3 separate regions of the Homo sapiens genome follow, and all the other regions are linked to region 3. A link is a contact called in ENCODE Hi-C data. All regions are on one chromosome and are shown on one strand. The core of a region is the stretch at or near the end of the contact, and the rest is flanking DNA. Distances in the headings are between cores, read along the strand shown. Region 1 overlaps UBL3 (ubiquitin like 3). Region 2 has its middle 92 kb from the start of UBL3. Region 3 holds the start of HMGB1 (high mobility group box 1).

The links. Hi-C counts contacts between places; a loop is a spot of excess contacts on that map. Pooled maps may share reads with other maps.
Region 1: a loop to region 3 is called in a pooled map, with 4 times the contacts of the local background. The contact joins the enhancer-like site here to the promoter of HMGB1 in region 3. A Hi-C loop is called at or near these places in 3 of 37 single-sample maps with no recorded cell type and 4 of 50 pooled maps.
Region 2: a pooled map shows a loop between it and region 3 (3-fold over the local background). The contact joins the enhancer-like site here to the promoter of HMGB1 in region 3. A Hi-C loop is called at or near these places in 1 of 168 maps with a recorded cell type or tissue (CD4-positive, alpha-beta T cell), 1 of 37 single-sample maps with no recorded cell type and 4 of 50 pooled maps.

What each region holds. Positions count from the first base shown.
Region 1 is chr13:29,816,624-29,819,391 of GRCh38, forward strand. The region is part of intron 1 of UBL3 (ubiquitin like 3); the gene reads right to left. Among named protein-coding and RNA genes, the nearest start is that of UBL3, 33 kb to the right of the region's middle. Within about 2 kb of position 1,513, at least 2 of the 41 ENCODE cell types and tissues checked have a DNase peak (open chromatin) inside an H3K27ac peak, as active enhancers do.
Region 2 is chr13:29,756,962-29,759,998 of GRCh38, forward strand. No RefSeq gene overlaps it. Among named protein-coding and RNA genes, the nearest start is that of UBL3, 92 kb to the right of the region's middle. RefSeq lists an enhancer at 2,110-2,159. Within about 2 kb of position 1,755, at least 5 of the 41 ENCODE cell types and tissues checked have a DNase peak (open chromatin) inside an H3K27ac peak, as active enhancers do.
Region 3 is chr13:30,464,539-30,467,563 of GRCh38, forward strand. It overlaps HMGB1 (high mobility group box 1), which reads right to left and starts at 1,398. Exons shown (of 5, transcript NM_002128.7): 1 at 1,258-1,398. RefSeq lists silencers at 1-461, 1,061-1,370 and enhancers at 806-1,581, 1,582-2,357.

The DNA of each region.
Region 1 (2,768 bases), core at 263-2,762, 650 kb before region 3:
ACATGCCTGTGGTCCCAACTACTCAGGAGGCTGAGGTGGGAGGATTGTTTGAGCCCATGAGTTCATGGTTGCAGTAAACTGTGTTTGTGCCACTGTACTCCAGGCTGGGTGACTGAGCAAGACCCTGTCTCAAAAAAAAAAAAAAAAAAAAAAAAAAAAGGAACAATGTTGAACTCTGAAAATCTTCTAGGAGTAAAGTTTATAAATTTGGTTACAAGAATCTGTGTAATATTTTTATTGCTTGGAGACATTTGCTATTTCCTTGTTCTTGGATAAACTCTAGGTAGCAGACTGCTGCTATACCTAACTGCTAGGTAAATTAGGGTTATCTATCACCTCTGGATTCAAGATGTGAGACGCAAAAGTTATCCTGCCTGCATACAACAATCCCCCAAAGACAAAAACCATGGCAGTGCTGCCATGCCGTTTCCTCATTATTCCTGGACATTTTGTACTGAGAACTGTTTGATTCCAAGTTTCAGTGCTAAATACTAAACCACCTCAATCTTTAAAGTCACTTTAGGAGGAAAATACATTACCTTCTTGTCTGCGACATTTTATTTATTCTGGAGTAAATAAATAAAAGCATTTTCTAGTTTAGAATCTGAATGTCATTTGGGGAAGTCTACAGTTACCATAGCTTGGTATGCAACACGCGTAAGATGAAAACATAAACTGTAATAACTAAAGCTAAGTTTTTCTGTTTGTTTTGCCTCTTATCTGATGGATAAATGGGCAGCAGAACCTTCGAATTTTTTAAATGAATTAAGCCATTCAGGTTTGCTCCAATGTTTTAATCACTGCTTAGTCCCTGCTCTACTTGGTAGGGGAGGGGTACAGGGTTATGATGATAAAGCCGGCTGAGGTGATGGAAATAAGAATGGGTCAGGGGAGGAACAGGAAAGAGACCAGAGGCAAAATAGCTGAAATGTATTAGAAAGGAAAGCGTTTCTGGAGGTTTTCTATTTTTTTCAATGTAATCTGTAATCCAACTCTAAAAGCAAAGTAATCATAGATAATTTTTTTAAAATTCCATTTAGCAGAAGATCAATGCTAAAATCCAATTTGTTAAGTGAAATACGTACAAATTCACATGTACATGTGTGCATGCATGTATAAACTTGTGCGTGTGGTAAATCCCTATTCTAATCCCAAACTGGGTCAGCATTCTGACAGATGGGAGAGCAGGGAGCTGGGTAAATGGCAACCAGACATAAACAAGTGCTTTCTCTGTAAGCCAGGAATTCAAAATTAGATTTGATCCAGAGAATGTTTTAAACTTTTGCTTTTATCATTTGAGTTACAGAAAATAACTTATACTAGCCTGAACTGACAGCAAAACTTTATTTTTTAAAATCTGACATAGCTCCTAGTTTAGCAAATTAAGGTGCTTCATTCACAAATTGCATTTAGTCCCCATTTCAAATTCCTGGTATAGAACATATTATATGCAAATGTTCTGTCCTAGAAGCTGCATTACACCAGAATCAGCTCTGCATTTACCCTTAACTGCACCAAGCAGTGAAAAAAGGAAGTTCAGCAGCAAAAGTAGCTAAAAATAAGAAAACAGTCATACTCTAACATTCACATATACTCACAGGCTTTCTAATTCATGATCAAGAAATCTAAATTTAGACTAACTAAGTAAAAAGATACTATCACACACATCCTTTTCAGTCAGGAAGAGAAAGTTAATATGTGCAAAGCCTTCAAAACACAGGAATTCAGAGACACTTAACATCAATTATTTAAACGACTACTAATCTTTTACAGAGCAAAGGAAAAAGAAAACTGTTTAGGTCACTTGATCAGAAGTACACAAATAACTATTTTCTTCCTTTTCCTTCCAATAAAAAAGGAAGATGAAAACTAATAATTTCTCAAATTAAGGCCAATCAATCACCTGACAAATTTTTCTCTGTTTAAGAACTATTTTTAAATGTTAAGGAAGTTTTTCCAGCCTTTCAAAAAAGTGTTTGTTTCCTTATTTTTAAAGTTCTGACTTCACATAATACGCCTATCACAAGTGTGCTTGCACTTCACCTTAGTGGCCAATGTATAACAGCTTGTATATTTTGATAGCAAATTGAGACTTAATTCATTTTAGTTTAAGACTAAAAAACCCAGAACTCTAAGAATACTGTCTCAGACAGAATTTAAAAAGACCTTTCCCATGCGTTCTCCCCTTCACAATGTTCACAAGACAAAAACCACTTTAACACTAATCACATTCTGAAATGTTAATTTTTCAATTGCTAAAAGATAGCAGCATCTTTACATGCTTTATATCTGTGTGTTTGATAATATTAGGTAATTGCTGCTAATTTTTAAGGTGTGATAAGAGTATTATGGTTGTTTTAAAAATAATCACTATATATTACATATCTGGGAATATTTATGAAAGATGTGGAATTTGATTCAAAATAATTTAGAAGGAGCAAGTAGAGCAAGTACAAATACAGATAAAACATTACTGTCTATGAGGTGACAACTGTTGAAGCTGAGATATGGATACATGGAAGTTTTATTATAATATTCTCTCTACTTCTGTATGTTTGAAATTTTTCATGAAAGTTAAAATAAAAGTGCTTAGAAAATCCCACCTAAGTGACTCTCTAAATATAATCTGAGAGAGTTAAACCCCATGTTTAGCTTTGGGACAGAAAAGGAGAACTATGAAGCGTAAAACGAAAGGCAAAGGCCAAGTAAGGTGATTTTGTTGCATTTACCCTTAACCACATCAAGGCTATCCATATCAGAAATCCTGG
Region 2 (3,037 bases), core at 505-3,004, 710 kb before region 3:
AGTGCTGCCCTCGAGATAGTGAGTCCACATGAGAGCTGGTTGAAGTGTGTGGCACCTCCCCTGGTCCACCTGTTCTCTCTCTTGCTACCACTTCACCTTCCACCATGAGTAAAAGCTCCTTGAGGCCTCCCCAGAAGCTGAGCAGATCCCAGTACCATATTTCCTGTACAGCCTGCAGAACCATAAGCCAATTAAACCTCTGTATAGATTACCCAGTCTCAGGTTTTTTTGTATTTTTTTTTGAGATGGAGTCTCACTCTGTTGCCCAGGCTGGAGTGCAATGGTGCGATCTCAGCTCACGGCAACCTCCACCTCCCAGGTTCAAGCGATTCTCCTGCCTCAGCTTCCTGAGTAGCTAGGATTACAGGCACATGCCACCATGCCAGGCTAAGTTTTGTATTTTTAGTAGAGATGGGGTTTCACCATGTTGGCCAGGCTAGTCTCAAACTCCTGACCTCAGGCGATCCGCCCGCCTCAGCCTCCCAAAGTGCTGGGATTACAGGCATGAGCCACCACTCCTAGCTCAGGTATTTCTTTATAGCTATGCAAGAATGGACTAATACAAGTTTGATTAGTTTTTATGTGGGGGTATTAATACTCCCACGGAACCACCATTCATTTCAAGATACAGGATATTTTCAGCACCCCAGGAGGTCCTCTCATTCTCTCTCCTGGTCAATAGCATCCCCCACAAAAAGTGGCCATTTTTCTGACTTCATCATCATAGGCTAGTTTTGCCTGTTTATGAACTTTATTTAGAGCTCATACAGTATATATTATTTTACGTCTTCCCTTGAAGTTTTTTCCCTTCAAGTTTCTTCCCTTGAAGCTTCTTTCCTTGAAGTTTTTTCATGTAGCAGTAGTGTGTTATGTCGCTTTGTGATATTTCATTGTATGAACACACACCACCATTTAAAAACCCATTCTGTTGTTAATGGACATTGTGTTGCTTGTAGTTTCTTAATGAAGTGGCTCTCTTGTGCTTGTCTCCAATGGACAGATGCATTCTTCATGCTGGATATTTATCCTGGGGTATAATTGTTACATCAGAGGGTATAAATATACTTTTAGCTTCGGTAGATACTACAAAAGTTTTGTGAAATGATTGTTCAACTTACATTCCACCTAAGAATATCTGAGTATTTCAGTTGCTCTGAATCCTGACACTTGCTATTGTCAGTCCTTTTCATTTTAGCCCTTCTGGCAGGGCTGTAGTGCTATTTCACTTGGTTTTAACATTAAATAGATGAAAATGGCATGCCTATAAAATGGAGTATTGTAGAGCTATAAGCAAATGCGTTTTCAAAGATTTAATATTCTGGGAATATGCTTGTGATATGTAAAGATGAAAATCACATACAAACTCTGTATATAGTACTCTTTTATTTTTATTTTAATGTATACATATTAATAAAGAGGACTAGTGGAAATTCACCAAGATATTAAGAGCTGATTTTGGATAGTGGGATTCATTTTTTTTTCACCTCATACTTTTCTGTAATCATGAGATTACAGTCCTACAATGGAAAAATATCAATTTTAAAAAACAGAAAAAAATTATGTCATATTTTTAAGAGTAGTCTTTGCGTGAGAAAATGAAACTTCAATGTTCAAAGAATAAATGGGACTTCTCTGGGCCTGTTTTATCATCTGTAAAATGGACCTACGTCACGACCACAGAACAGTGCTTGTCACTAAGTAAACAGTCAATAAATGACAGCCTTAAAATACAGAACACTCCCAGGATGGCAAAGGAGGCAGTGCCCTCAGGGGAGTCAGGGGTCAGAGCAAGAAAGTGAAGGTAACTTTCAGAGAGGAGGTCGAGGGCATATGGCAAGTTTCCAATGGAGCCTGACCTCCAGAGGCCAGTGAAGGGTTTCTGGAATGGGGGATGGTGTGTGACAGAAAATGGGAATAGAAAAGGGGATGTCCTGGGCCCACAGAGAGACTCCAGTGAGGACGCTGAGAGGTGACGTGGCTGTCTGCGGTTCCTTGTGGTCTCAGAGCAGATGATAATGGTGAGGTTGCGACAGAGTGCCTGGGGCTTGCCCTCCACTTCTGACAATGAAACTGGGAGAGGAACAGGTTACTCAGAGTGCATGAGGTCCTTTAGAACTCGGAAATATAACTTTAACTGGGTCTGGTGACTTGAACCAAGGTAGCTGGGCACCTGCTTCCTGTCTTCATCACCTCGGTTGGTTTCCAGTTCCACATTAACTGTTCTTATTCCCAGCTTTAGAGTGTGCTCCCTTCTAGGGCATCTGCTCCAAGCCATAGGTGTTCAGATTTAAGGTGGGTGGTATGAGGCCCAGGCATCGATATTGAAAAGTAAAAAATTATAACTCCCTAAGTGATTCTAATGTACAGCCACACTTGAGAACCATGGGATGTATCCCTGCTGTCTTTTGTGTGACCATAACAAATATGTAGTTTTTATTATTTTTCTGTCAACTCTAGCTCATCCCAGGCCTTTCCAACATTATTCTCAGAGGTGTTTGGCACTTATATTCATCCTTGATTTATATATCCAAACTCCCACTTTCTGTTCGTGTCTTTTAAAATTATGAGATTGGAGAGCTGACTTGTAGCCACAATGGTCTCTTTAGATACCTCTTTTCCCTTCATCAGAATAATTTGTGACTATATAGCAGATACTTATTTTTCAGAGATCTGAATACACAGAAGCATCTTCATATTTTATCTCATCTTTTTGTAAGCTTATTTCATAAGGTTTGGAGTAGATGTTGATGCCTAACACTGTCTTCTATGTATATCATGCTTTGAACTGGAAAAAGCGCCAATGAACAGACTACTTCTCAAGAAGTACAGAGCATCGGGCCCCACAATTAGCAAAGTCAGCAGCTCCTCCAATGTATAGATTCAATGGTATTCCTATCAAACTACCAATGACATTCTTCCCAGAACCAGAAAAAAAACTATTTTAAATCCCATATGGAACCAAAAAAGAGCCCCAATATCCAAGGCAATCCTAAGCAAAAAGAACAATGCTGGAGACATCAGAGGCATCATGCCACCT
Region 3 (3,025 bases), core at 148-2,647:
GGCCCGAGGCCGCCACGTGCGCCCGGCAGGCCCTGCAGGCCCGCGCCGCCGCCGCCCCCATTTTGTCAGGCTCGGCGCAGGGAGAAGCCCCGCTCGAAATGGGGGCTGGCTCCGCCCGCGGCCGCCGGGGCCGGCGCGCACGGAATGGCCGCTGCGCGTCTTCTCCGCCTGCGCCGCCGCCGCCGCGAGGGCGAGCGCGAGCGAGAATATGGCTCCTTCCCTTTGTGTGTGTGTGTGTGTGTGTGTGTGTATGAGAGAGTGTGTGAGTGCGAGGGTGCGGGCGCGGCGGCGGCGGCGGGCGGGGTGCGAGCCGCGCTCTGGCGCACACACTCGGCCATTACGGCCGGGGGAGGGGCGGGGGGCGCGCGGCCGGGCCCTCCCCTCCGCGCCGCTCCCCTCCCCCCGCCGCGGTGGGGGCCGCCCGAGGGCCCACCCGCCCGCCACTCCCCGTCTCCCTCCGCGCGGGCCGCGCGCCCCGCCGCCCCCGCACGGAGAACGCGGGGCTGTGAAAAGAGAGAGGAAAAAAAAAGTTGCCTCGGAACTGCTGCGCCCAGCTCCCCCGCCCGCCCGCCTTGTTTTCTCTCCAGCCAGCAGCGCCGGGCCCGAGTCAGCCATGTTCCAGCGAGCGCAGCGGCGCCGCTCCCCCCGCCGCCCGGCCGCCGCCGCCGCCGCGACCGGGCCGAGGCCGGCCGGGCCCGCACTGCCGCCCCCAGGCCCCCGCGCCGCCCTCGCCCGCCGCGGCGCCCCGCCCGCCCCGCCGCCCGCCCGGCTGGCCGCGCTCCCCGCCAGCGCCCGGCTCGCTGCGGCGGCGGCCAATGCAGCCCGGGGAAGCGCCGCCGCTGCCCTCCCGCCGCCGCCGCCGAGCCGCGCCGGCCCCGCCGCCCCGGCCGCGCTCCGCGCACGCCGCCCGCCCGAACGCCCGGCCCGAGGGCCCAAAACACGTTCAAAATTTTTTTAATTAAAAAAAAAATTTTTTTTTTTGCGCCAGTCAGCGCGGACGCCGCCGGGGGTGGAAACTCGCGGGGCGCGGGGCTCCCGGCGCCTCAGGCTGCCTGAGGGCCGGGGCACCGGCGCGGGGCAGCGTTCCCGGCGCCCGGGCAGAGGCTCGCTCCGTGCGCAGTTCCCCCCACGGTCCCCCCTCATTTGCCTTTGTGTGGATCCTGACCCGCCGGCTCCCGGCCGCGGGGATCCGGCCGCCGCGCGGGCTGGGGAGCTGCCGGAGGCGCTCTCCCCGCCGCGGCGCTGCCCCAGACTCACCCTCAGCGAGGCACAGAGTCGCCCAGTGCCCGTCCGGCTCTCACTTGCCCCGGTGCTGTCTCTATGGAGCTCAATGTACTGCAATGGCTGTGAGAGCGGGAGCCAGACGCAGCCTCCTCACTCTCTCCGCTCTGTAACATTACTCTCCAGCCAGCGCGGCTCCTATTGGCTACCGCCAACTCACGGGGCTCGCTCATTGGCCCGATACCTCCCATTGTCCTGACCAGAGCCCGTTTGCTATTGGCTGTCTCCGGGGACACGTCATCAAGGATTGAAACAGCGCGCAAATCTGAATGTGTGTGTATGCCGGGCAAAGAGGCTGAGGCGGGAGAGGCAGAGGCAGAGGCAGCAGCTGCTACGGGAAAGCAGAGCTCTATGGTGTATGTGTGCATGTGTCTAACCCAAGCCAGCCCCACACCGGAGCGGCCGCCGGAGCGAAAAGGGCCTGACTTTTCCACAAGTGTCTCCAACTCCTCAGGCAAAAGAGACACCCACAGGTCTCCCCCCCCCTTCTTGCCCCACATTCACGCCCAAAGCCGTTGAGATAAGAGGCCCCAGGCTTTTAATGGCCCTTCAAAAGTGAGGGCGACACTATGGGATCATGTCCCCTGAAAACTGGGGTCTCTGCTGGTGCTGAGGGGCGGAAGCCGCCGAGCCTCGAGCCCCTCAAAGGTCTCTGATTGCGTTACACTTTAGGTCTCTGGAAAGGCAGGGCTTCTATAAGAAAGTGACATGATCCAGCCAGCCGGGTTTAAAATACCCCTTTTCTGGGCTCATAAGCCGTCACGTCAGGCTCGCTGAGCAGCTGAAATCTTGAGTCAGTGAGCAGGCATTCAGTTTCACCCTTTTTCTTGGTTTGATCGAGTTTCACAGCATGTCTAGAACTTTTTATTTAAATACAAAGCACTGTCTTAACTTCCTGGAAATCAAATAATTATTCCATGTAATTAAAGAACAGCCACTTGGTTTGATATGGGGTACTCTAGCAGGAAATGTTTGTGAGGCCCTGGTAGAATTAGCAAATTCATTAGAGACCACATTCTAAACTGTTTGGCTATTTTATTTGACTTGGTGTGGATTACTGTTACAATCAAACGAATCCTTGTGATGCTATCTTTCCCTCCCATCACACCACTTAGTGCATCCATGTAACTGCTCTAGGATTACAGGAGTTGTAGGTATATGGTTACCCGAAGGATTAGATGCAGGCAGAGAGTGCATGTGCCCAAATCCACAGGCTGTGGTTTCTCTAACTCACCAAGCTGGCTGGTATTAATAGACATACTTACGTCTGTAGAGAAAATGTGCTGGCTGTAGTGGCCAGTTCTGAAGACTCTACAGTTATATCAGTCCTTTATGAAACTACTATCTATTCCTTTTAGCCTGAGCAGACCACGCCCCTATTCAGTTATAACAGACTTCCCTTTTTTTTCACTCTCTAATGGTATTTTGTACACTTCTAAATCCAACAACCAATTCCTCCAAATGTAACAGATCAAATTTGGAATAAATCACCTACATCGTGTTAATTTGATTTTTTATATCGCTTATAAGCATCCATAACCTAATTTATTTCCTCAAATGTATTAAACTACTTGAGAGTAAGCTTAGATAATCTTTCCTGTTTTAATGTTGATTTCTTTTTAAAAGAAAATACACTATCGGACTCAGGGATTATAGTCTTGGTGAATGGACAATATATCACACATGCACATGAAAAAGACTATAATATTAAAGAGGATATAAATTGGTATACTGCACATGCAGT